Regions from separate parts of the Homo sapiens genome. Here region 1 is linked to region 2. A link is a loop called in an ENCODE intact Hi-C map of the cell type or tissue named here. Cell type or tissue: mammary epithelial cell. All regions are shown on one strand. Each heading gives the region's core, and the rest is flanking DNA. Links, peaks and the distances in the headings are about the cores only.

Evidence for each region. A loop is a pair of places that touch in the nucleus more often than their neighbours do. Peaks named below come from ENCODE experiments on the same cell type or tissue, not always from the same donor. Only the 100,000 strongest peaks of a DNase experiment are listed, where the experiment ranks them.
Region 1: a loop joins it to region 2, with 2.4 times the contacts of the local background. A loop is called at or near these places in 2 of 110 quality-filtered maps.

The regions. Positions count from the first base shown.
Region 1 is chr18:61,604,519-61,609,901 of GRCh38, forward strand. It overlaps LOC124904314 (a long non-coding RNA gene), which reads right to left and starts at 2,427. Exons shown (of 7, transcript XR_007066395.1): 1 at 2,333-2,427; 2 at 1,948-2,136; 3 at 418-593. RefSeq lists enhancers at 1,436-2,072, 1,761-2,960, 2,073-2,708. In mammary epithelial cell, for the core only: no CTCF peak of the experiment used is centred there; a DNase peak (open chromatin) is centred at 2,463; H3K4me3 peaks cover 1,381 bases; H3K27ac peaks cover 1,690 bases.
Region 2 is chr18:61,992,967-61,998,349 of GRCh38, forward strand. No RefSeq gene overlaps it. Among named protein-coding and RNA genes, the nearest start is that of RNF152, 100 kb to the left of the region's middle. In mammary epithelial cell, for the core only: a CTCF peak has its summit at 2,778; a DNase peak (open chromatin) is centred at 2,865; H3K27ac peaks cover 2,866 bases.

The sequences.
Region 1 (5,383 bases), core at 201-5,200, 390 kb before region 2:
TCTGCTGAGAGATGTCAATAAAATGGGACAGTAGGCATACCAAGAGAGGTATATGAGATGCCTCCTGGACCATGGGACCTCAAATCTGGGCTTCTCCTGCCAAAGAAGAATCCTTTTCAAGAAATGTACCTAGTCAAAGCTATTCAAAAAACAGAAAGGTCTTCTTTGGCTCAGCAAGTGTGGTTTTTTTCTGTGGCAGGAAGAAAAGAAGGTATTACACTCTGCAGAAGGAAAAATCGTGATTGACTCAGAGGCCCCTTGACTGGTCATGACCTTCCCACTTTCTGCTATCAGAGAAATGAAATGAGGTACCAAGTGATATATGTCTTACCTCTCCCTGAGACCCATTAGCAAACTCAGATGGTAGGAATAGTTATTGGAATGAAGACACTAGCTCAAAGGGACAAAAGAACTTACCCAATGTCACTCGGTTAATAAGTGACAACACGAGAATATGAACCAAGGAGGACTGGTTGTTTCCAGAGCCCCGTGTTCTTTCAACTAAATGTCTCTGCCAGGCTGCCACACTGGACATCAGAAAATAAAAACCATTCAAAGATACAGGGCAGAACCAATTCATCTGTGGAATTCTTCTAAGAGGAAAAAAAAAAGAGAGTGAGAGTAAGATTAATAATGCCATGTTGCATTTTCAACGATGGGCAGTGAGAACAGCACACAACAATTTATAGAAAAAGAAGGTATGTGTATTCCCTGGGGCTGGAAAGTTGTTAGACATTAATAGCAAGAAAATTGTTAAGAAGTTGACAAGAGGCAAAGGAAATGTCCTTCCTTTCTCCCTGCAAAAACCTTGTTGAAGGAGATGTGGGAGAGAACACAGGATGGAAAATCAAAGCAGATTTGGGATAGAAAAAAAAAAAAAGAAAAAAAAAACTCACAGGAGGGAAATATGAGAAAACTTGAAAGAAAGCAATATGAAATAAAACAATTTTGGAGTAAAAAGGAAAATAAGCATAGCTGTTGTAAGAAAAGCAGGATAGTTAATTAACAAGGGGGATAAAAATGTCCTACAGATAATATTTATCATCCTTCCCAGTTTTCCTGTGGCTTTACTTGTGCCCATCTGTCGGCCTGATCTTTTCCAAGTGTCTGTTGCCACATATACAGGCCATTAATTTCTTAAAAATATTACTGAAATTAGATTGCTTCTGGCCTTCTTATTGTTTTAACTTTTTTTAAAAATTGTGTTTGTTTGCCTGTTTGTTTTTGCATTTGGCAAACAGGGAAACATAGCCTTTCCAACCCATAGCATAAGAAAATATGGGAGGGAAACTTCTCTATTGAGAAGCATATTCCTCTACATTTTCAAACCCAGTTTGCCAAATGTACTTGTACACACATTCTTCTTCCCCTGGGGTGAGAAATCTAAACCTGAAACATTCTGACAAGAACAAAGAAAGCAATTGCAAGACTCTATTTATTTGCCTTAGGAAAGAACTTAGCAAAATGGACGATGCTTATTATGAATACGTCCAAGTTAGATTTTAAAAATTATCCATTAGACTCCCTTAGGAAATAAGCAGTTGACACATTCAGATTATACCCATGTTTATTTCAAAAACAGGGACGAAGAGCCTTCTTGTCGTCAGTCACGGGCTGATAGGAGTCTACTTTTAGCTAGGAACGGCCAACGGAAGATAATTGTGCCATTTTAAATGCCACATAATGTTCTTAATCAGCAACCAAGTGTAGAAGGGAGTCTGTAAAGGGCCTGAGGTCCTGATTCAATTTCTTCAGCTTCCCAAGCCCGCTCCCAAAGAGCAGGCAGGCCACCCAAATCCTGCAGCTTGTGAAACCGGCTCTGGCCCCAGAAGGGATTTATGAGCGCTTCACTTCAAGGAATACCACCCAGGTTGGCTGGCTGCAAATGCGGGCTGCCTATTAGTTCTCCTTCATTTCCCAGGAAGTGTGAGTGAGAGAGCTCCCCACCTCCCGATAGGCGACAATCCCAGCCTCTTGACATCTCTCGCGCTGAGCAAACTTTTCACTGGAGGATCCCAGCTGTTCGCCACCTCCCCGCTTGCTTGCCGGCAGTCTGGTGTACAAGGCAGAAGGGGCGAGACACACAGAGAAGAACCAAGGGGCTTTTGGAGGCTTGCTTTTGCCTGAAAACAAATACTTGAGGGAGAAAAATATGTTTTAAAGGCTAAAAGATGGGAAATTAAGCAATTCACTTCCGCAAAACCATTTAGAACGTGGGTGGTGGGGTGGTGGAATAGGGTGGCATTGGGAAGAAACTAGCCTTCTTCTAAGTCAGCCCCTCTGCTGCACCCCCTTGGTGCCAATGTGGCCCTGACGACAGAAGCTCCCTTACCTGGATCCTTTCCATGTTGCTCTAGAGACTGTCTTTTCCTGCTTCAAAGTCTGTGCGCTCTTGGCGGCCACCCACTAAGATCCTATTTCCTGTCTGAAGGACGCCTTGGCTCTCTGCAGGGCAGAGATAACTGATGTGCCAATGAGTGACGAGCTCAGGCATGCAGCCACTTCCCCTCTCTGGAAGGCTCTCTAGTGACTCACTGCTCTGGCATTCCCAAAGGAAGTGGGAAGATTTTCATCAGATTATTAATTTGCATTAATTTTTTTTTTTTTTTTTTTTTTGTAGAGATGGAGGTCTTGCTGTGTGGCTCAGGCTGGTCTCGAACTCCCAGGCTCAAGCAATCCTCCCACCTCAGCCTCCTAAAGTGCTGGGACTACAGATATAAACCACCATGCCTGCCCTAAATTGCACTCTTAAGATTTACACATGAGAACTATATAACTAAGGGTAGATGGTTTTAAATAGTAGGACAATTTAACACCCCCCACAAAAAACCCTTTAAGGGATGCAAGGAGCATGTAAGAGAACAGAATATGCTACCCCATAATATGCCTCTTTGGCATAGGAATTATTTAGAGCTGATTATTTCGAGAAAATGCAGACATAGGAGAAACTCTGAAAACAGAGTAGAAATTACACAAAGAAAATTTACATCTATGAAGGAAATCTCCATTTCGTGTCTCCTTTCTGTACCAGTCTAAATCACTAGAGATGTAACAGCGGAGACAGCACTGACAAATCTCAATAAACCTTACCCTGGTTTGCCGTGCTTTTCCTGGTTACCTCCCCATAACCTGCCTTTCCCACACCCTTCTTTGTTTCAGTTAAAGATGGTATTTATGCCTGAACTCAAAGCCATCTCTTTGGGATTTACTCATTTTTCCCTGGGTGACTCTCATGTATATATGAGGCAGACATGTTAATAAACTTCTATTTTTTTTTCTCTTGTTAAACCATCTTTTGTTACAGTGGGTCCTGGCTAAGAACTCAGACTGGGTAGAAAGAAAATTATCTTTTTCTCCCCTACACTTGCCTGGATGTCTACAGCCAGCCAATGCCTAATGTGGAATTGTAATGCACCCAGACCATTTCATGTTATTAAAGGATCTAAAATTTATATGCAAAAGTGATGGTCTCAGCAGTCAGCTCTTTTGCAGCCTCATTCAGTCTCAGCCTCCTTTTCCTCTGAGGCTGTGATAAAGGCCAGCGTTCCAGCCTGGAAATGTAATGTCAGCTCATGATCTATCCTAGCAAGTATCACTGTGCTTTCAGAGCACACCAATGGGAGCAATTACCTGCATTTTCAAGAAACCGTGTTTGTCTGAAAAATCTCCACATTTATTTTCCCAGCTAAAAACAATGAAAATAAATCCTGAGTGGAGAAGTGACCACTATCTTTCATTCTGCACCTGCCAACTTTGCTTTGCTACATACATCACTCAAGCCTGACCATTACAAGCACTTTCCCAGTTTTGTAGAAAGCACAGTTGTTTACTGGTCATAATTTTAACAGGGGGAAAACTAGACTCTGGGTATGAGACATAGAAACAACCAATCACTGATCTGGTTATTCCTCGACTCCAAGACTAGGCTATATTTAAAACTTACTCCATAAATTGCTCATACACAGTGTTTGTAGTACTCAGCCCTCACTAAAATGTTAGCAATCTACATGGTTACAGCTAGCCCTCCCTCACCCCAGTACTGAAGTTTCCTTCCTGAATAGTTTCATTATTTATTAATAATGAAGTAAGCTGAGTAAGATCTCCCTAGGTCTAATTTAAATAAAGCAGAATGTAAATGAGCTATTTCCTTGGATTTTATGCTATGCTGATTAAGTAACCATGTACAAACCTTCAGGTATACAGTTAAAAATAAGAAGGAATACACATTCCCAGAAAAGACTCAAGCTTGTCCTAGACAATAGCCTCAAAAGATTAAGAGCACACAGCAAATCCCAAGATTCACTTGTCTTCAGTAATTCAGTTCAGTAAACTTTTTTCAATCATCTACCATGTACAGGTGACTGGGCTTGTCATTTCGGAGGCATAAAGATGAATAAGACATGGTACCTGCACCAGAAGAACTTATCTATTTCTCATCCATTAAGGTATGGACACCTTATTAGTACCAAATTTTATTTTTCATCCCCAACAAGACTTGCATTGGACAGGATCAAACCATGTCCTCATTCTGTGGCATGAATTGAATCCCATAATCAAAATGCCAATGCTGAAATAAAGGAGGAGGGAAATATTAACAATTTTTTCCTAAGAAATTAATTTGTGTTGATTGGAATCTATTTTCCCAGGGCACATTTTTTTCCCAAAAAATTCTTGGATGTATTCTCAAATATTTGTCTTCATTGTAACTTTGCTTCTGGTTTGCTGTAAGACCTATTCTTCTCTATGTTTTATTACATGAAAGGAAAGGAATCTAGCTGCCTTCTCCTCTGCAAAACACAAAACTAGTGAGACAAGGCTGTTAAAAGAATGAATTCCATCATGTCTTGTGCAATTTGGAGAATTTCTCTTTAGCTGAAATTTTGAACACAGACAAAATGCTGAATATGTAATGCCCAGAGACAACTAATTCTAATAAGCCCTAAGAAGAGACAGTGTTTAAATGGAAATTAGCAGTATGAGATTAAAAAGGAGCATGAGGTAGGCATGTCAGGAAGGCTGAAGCCATAATGAGCAGTAACCTTTTCTCAAACACTCTTAAATCTGTTGCCCAGCCTAGCCAACTAGTCATCCAAATGCATCATCATTTGAGAAAATGTTCTAACCTGAGTCTAGATTTGCTTGGATATGAAGAGTACTAAATATGTCGCCCCCCCCACCCCAAAAAAAATATGCCACTTTGGCATGAGGATTATTTTGAGCTAAAGGCAATTGAGAACCAGCAGATGGAGGAAGAGCTCAAATTTCCTCTAACTGCCTAAAACTAAAGAATAAATTTTCCCTTTTGTAAAGAAAACTTATATTTAATAAGGAAATTCTCATTTGCAAAAGTGCCTCCATAGCAGGAAGAAAGCTACTCAGGAGA
Region 2 (5,383 bases), core at 296-5,295:
TTTTCTTTTCCATTTAATAACCATGAACATTGGGTAAGTTCCTTATGCAATTTGTGGTTTCAGATTCCTCATTTTTAAAAAGGGAATAATAATACCCTACTTCCCTCTGAAGGTCATTCTGAAAAGCAAATGCAATTATAAATGTGAAACCACTTTGAACAGTCCAAAAGTACATGCCAAAGATAAGGTTTCACTATTATTAGTCAGCATATATCGAAGCATGTTCACTGGGAAAACATTTTCTGCAGTGACAATTTCAAACGTGACTGATTAAAAGGAATTGCTAAAGAAATTTGCAGAACAGTAGCAATGAGGCAGCCATGATCTCCTTAACAGGATACTAAGCTCTAGTACTTCTGAATTCTCATTTCAATCCTGTCCAGGAATTTCAGAACTTTATTCTCCAAAATGCTTCCTCTCTCCCCTACCCTCATGTATTTACAACAATGATCATTATTTGCAATCTATAAACTTCCAGTTAACGTCCTCCAGGAAAACCACCTTCCTGAATCTCCACACCAGATTCAGCTGTCATCTCCTATTTACTCTCAAGTCCAACTGAGACCACTGCCAAGATGAAGCTGGTGTCTGGAGCGTATGTTTTCTCCTGGGGTCTTGATTACCAGTCAGTTTGGCATCTTACGAGATGATGGAAAGAGAAAAGACTGAATTTATTTTTCTGTGCCACTACAAAATCTCTTGACATTTGGCTTTCCAAGCAAACCTAAAAGAAATGAATTAAGTAATTAAATCCTGCTAACTACGTACAAGACAACTTCCAAACATTATTTCATGTCATCCTTACAAATGTCTCCTAATATTGATAATATTTTTTCCCATTTATATATAAAAGTTAAGGTCAAAGATCTTCAGTTACTTGCCTAAAGCTACAGAGCTAACATGCAATCAAGCCAGAACATGAACCCAGGTGGTCTGAATTCAGAATTCAACCTCTTGCTATTACACAATACAGTATCTTCCCTGGAACTTTCATGTAGAAATATAGAATTAATGGTGAAGCTTACTGGTTCCTCCCAAATTTAGTTTGTTGGCAGCCACATCACAATAGATAAGCATGCAAGCTGTGGCACATCTGTTGTTCTTTTGGTGGAAATTTAGTCATTCAGTTTTTACTTTAGCTATGTTATATAGGGCAGTTCTCCTTCTCCTCTCCTGCTTACCAAATTCATACTATTAGTTCTGTATTCAGTAATGAATTCTACAGTCATGGTTACGGTGAAAGTCTAAATTCTTAAGTGTGACATTCAAGACCCTCTATGAGCTGGCCCTCATACTTTCCTACCATCTCTCTCATTTTTCCTCATTTGCTGAAAGCGCTGGGTAAGTGTATTCATAATCACAACTTGTAGGTCCCCTGTCTACATATTTTCTTACGATGCACTTCTCATGTAGTATGGTGGTTCCCATCTAGAATTAATTATTGTCAATATTTCAAAAATCCTAATAGGAATTAAACAGTCACCTAGAATAATAATCTCATAGACTAACTAAAATATGAAGTTTCTTGACTTTTGGCCAAAAATGCTAACTCACTGTGAAATACTGATTATCTCATCTGATTAGAAACTCTGATTAACAGTAATGCATGGGTTTTTCTATCAAATTGAAAAGTGAAGTACCTCTTGATAAATGCAAATTTACTTATAATGACAAATCTTTTAAACAACAACATGGGGTGGAGGAGGGAATAGGTAATTTAAAAATTGTCCCTTGGTGATAGAAAGTTTAGGAACCAATTGACCTACTGTGGTCTTTATTCTAGCTTCAATTTTTAAATTAAAATTCTTTACGTTTTTTGGCATCTCAAATAAATTCTTCCTCCATGAAGTCTTCCCCTATATTATCAAGAAGAAGTCATCTCTCCTTGCTTTTTGATCCTATATTATGGTATATATGCTGTTCTCATAGCAATCTGCTTTCCTGTTTTGTTGGCTTTAAGATACTATCAATTATAATCTGTATCGTTATTTTATATACAACAAAGAAAGAGGAAACACTAACTACCAACTAAACTACAGCATATCATCTTGAATTTAAAATGTAAAAAAGTGCAAAAAATGTTACAGAATTGATGAGAAGCAACATGATGAGTAGTTTGCATTTCATTTCCCTTACTACATCTTTGAGAGCCTCATTTATTTCTGTTTCCTCAGGACCTTATACTATGCCTTACATGTGGTGTATATTCAATATGTGTATTATGTTGAATTATTAGCTTAGAACTGCCCCAAAAGACTTTCAAAACTCGGTGACATTAAGGCCCTTAATTTGTTTCTGTCTTTTGCATTCACTTATAGACAAGTCCCATCTATAAATTGGACTATAAAAAAGAAAGCATGGAATCCTAACAGACTCCTCATCTACATATCAGAAGTAAACATTTAAAAAATTTGTTAGTTTTCTCTTGTGCTTTTTATTCGGATAACTTGAAGTGCTATACAGAATATTCCCTATTTGCAACTCTTGAACAATTTATTTTAAAAAATTGGGGCAAGCAGGGAAGAGCATACAGGAGCAAAAAGAGAGAAGGAAAAGTCAATTCAAAACTGAAATCTCTTCTTTTTGTCCCTGGAAAACACCATGGGCTTAGTGGACCAATGGATGTTTGATTGGCTGGATGGGTGGAGGTTTGGATGGATGATTTGATTAACTATTACTACAATAGTGCTATGTAACCAACAACAACAAAACCTCAGTGCCATACAACAATTCACATTTATTTACTTCACATGGTTCAACTGGGCCCTCTGCTGATCTTGGCTGGACTCAGCCACATACATATATACAGGCCAGCTGGGAGGCTGCTGGTCTAGGTGGGGCTAAGCTAGGGCATCTAGGCTGAAGTCATTCTGCTCCACATGCCTTTCCTCTTCCTGGGAACAGAGATCTGGCCTGGACATGTTCTCATGGTAATTGGCAGAGCGTAGAAGAGCAAGCAGAAACATACTGGTCTTCATAAGACTGAGGCTAGGCTCAGAGCTGTGTGCACTGTCACTTTTGCCACATTCTATTGGCTGAAGCAAGTAACATAACCAAACTCAAGTCAAGAAGCAGGGAAATACATCCTGCCTCTTCAGAGGAGGACTTGCAAAGTCACATGGCAAAGGGCATATAGTTACAGGAAGGAGCAAAGAATTGGGGTCAATGATGCCATTCTACCCTGTATGGCAATGACGGTATCCTACACATAAATATTGATCTAGAGTTGACAAAGTATATTCACAAGTATTTTCTCATTTAATTTGAACAACTAAATGAGAAGGGCAGAGTAGATATAATTATTACAACTTTACTAAACAAAAAGCAGCGGAGAGGAGGTGGGAAAACTTAGAGAACTTAAGAAACTTGTCCAAGATATACACTATTAAGTGGACACGATGGAATTAAAATCCACATTACAGTAGTCATTTTGGGTTATCACTTACAGTTTCACTGTAGGCATAGAGTTTGTGTGCTTTTGGTAAAGGACTATGTCAATTCAGAACAATTCCTGATATTGGCCTTTATCTTTGGGAACAACCAACCACACCCAAAGTTCCTTGGATGTCAGCTCTGGCTGGCTTCTAGGCTACATATATAAGCACAAGTTGCTGCTTGTTTTTAGATAAATACATTAATTTGTGAAGAGATTGGGCTGGGTGTACCAAGAATGATGAAAAACCACATTGATGGCTGCACTGAAATGTAAACAGCATCACACACTGATAAACTGCTTATGGATTTTCTGTCTTCAACTGATTGGAAAATAGACTAGTTTGAGGTGATGAACTGTTAACATGTTGGAAGTAATTGGTTTAGTAAGAAAAAAGGTGTTAGTTTAGAAATATCAATATTGCTGCCCTCCTGGTAGATTAATATATAGTATAAACAGAACAAAATCAGAGCTCCCCAATGATCTGATAATTTATTATTTCATTTACCACCACATCCAGCTCACAAACATGACTCTCAGAGTATGTAGGTTTTTTCATCTCTACCAGAAACACTGTCACCTTGCTATTCAATTGCTGCCGTTTACATACAGAGTGTCAAAAAACACAATTACAACAAATTTAGCTTAAATATCTCAATTGGCTTTATTGTGATTCTAGAACAGGGCAACACTTCATTCCATAAAATAAAATAAGTGTTCCAGTGAACTGAACAGGGGAGGTTGGCTTTATATACATAAAAGGGGATGAAGAAAGGAAAAACAAAGAACGAAAATGAATTGGCCATTTCAAAGTTAATTTCCTTGCAAGGCAGGGATAGGGAGACAGAACAATCTGAGGGGTTAACAGCAGGTTACTTCGGGTCAGTCTGTTGTAAGGATTAAAACAGAGGGAATATCATTTTCATGCTGATTGAAGATTGAAACTCGTCTCTTTGGGAAATTGGGCTATCTCTCTCTTCTGATTTCTTGGAAGGCCAGATAACAACAACTCAGGGTGGGTTTGGTGAGCATGGGTGATTCCATCTTGATTTTTAGTCTGGTCTGTTGGAACCCAGTGCAGGAGTTTAGTCCAAAACAATGGCCTCGCATAGTTTTTATTTAATAAGAGGGAGGAAGCATGAAGGTCAAGGTCACCTAATGAAATAAAGATTGGGAGTAGAAATAGGAGGGATAATTGAAGTTCCCAGTAACTTTCTAATAATTATACCAATAACTCTTAGTCAACCTAGTCTTCAGTGGGAACCATCCTTGAGCCTCCTGCCAAACACACGCAAAGTTAGGACCCCTGTTAGGATCTCAGAGCATCCTACACTGTTCTTTTGTAGCACTGTGTCATTTGCAATGCACTGTTTATTCATATGACTATGATTATGAATTGTCACATCCTACTTAGACTGTTAGACTTATGAGGAGAAATCAGGACATTTCTGGTTCATCTCTTACATCCTAGGACCTAGAACAATGCCTCCTACATATTAGGCACTCTTCACATTCGCCAGATGAAAGACTGATTTAATGTCACCAGTTTTTATCACTTCTGCCTCCTTACAGCATGTTCTCCGTGACTCAGAATGGAGAGGGTATAGGAGAAAGCATGCTCTTGATCAGGTGCCCTGTCCCACTTTCTGAGGGTTTCTCCTCGTGAATAAAACACAGCTCTTTCTATTCTTTCCCATCTCTTGACACCAGCCTTCATGCTCTGTACTCCAGATGCATTGCCCTCCATTGCCCTTCTTTCAGTTCCTGAACCTGCAAGCCCACCAGCCCCTGGGTCACTGCACAAATAGCCCATCTGCCCTGAACACCAACTATGCACCCCCTCCTACCATTTAAATGACTCATCTCCCACCTGCAGGTCAAGCATTGCCTTAGGGAAGCCTTTATTGACTCCCCAGACTAGGTCAGGTGTCCCATGTCCCATCACAGTCT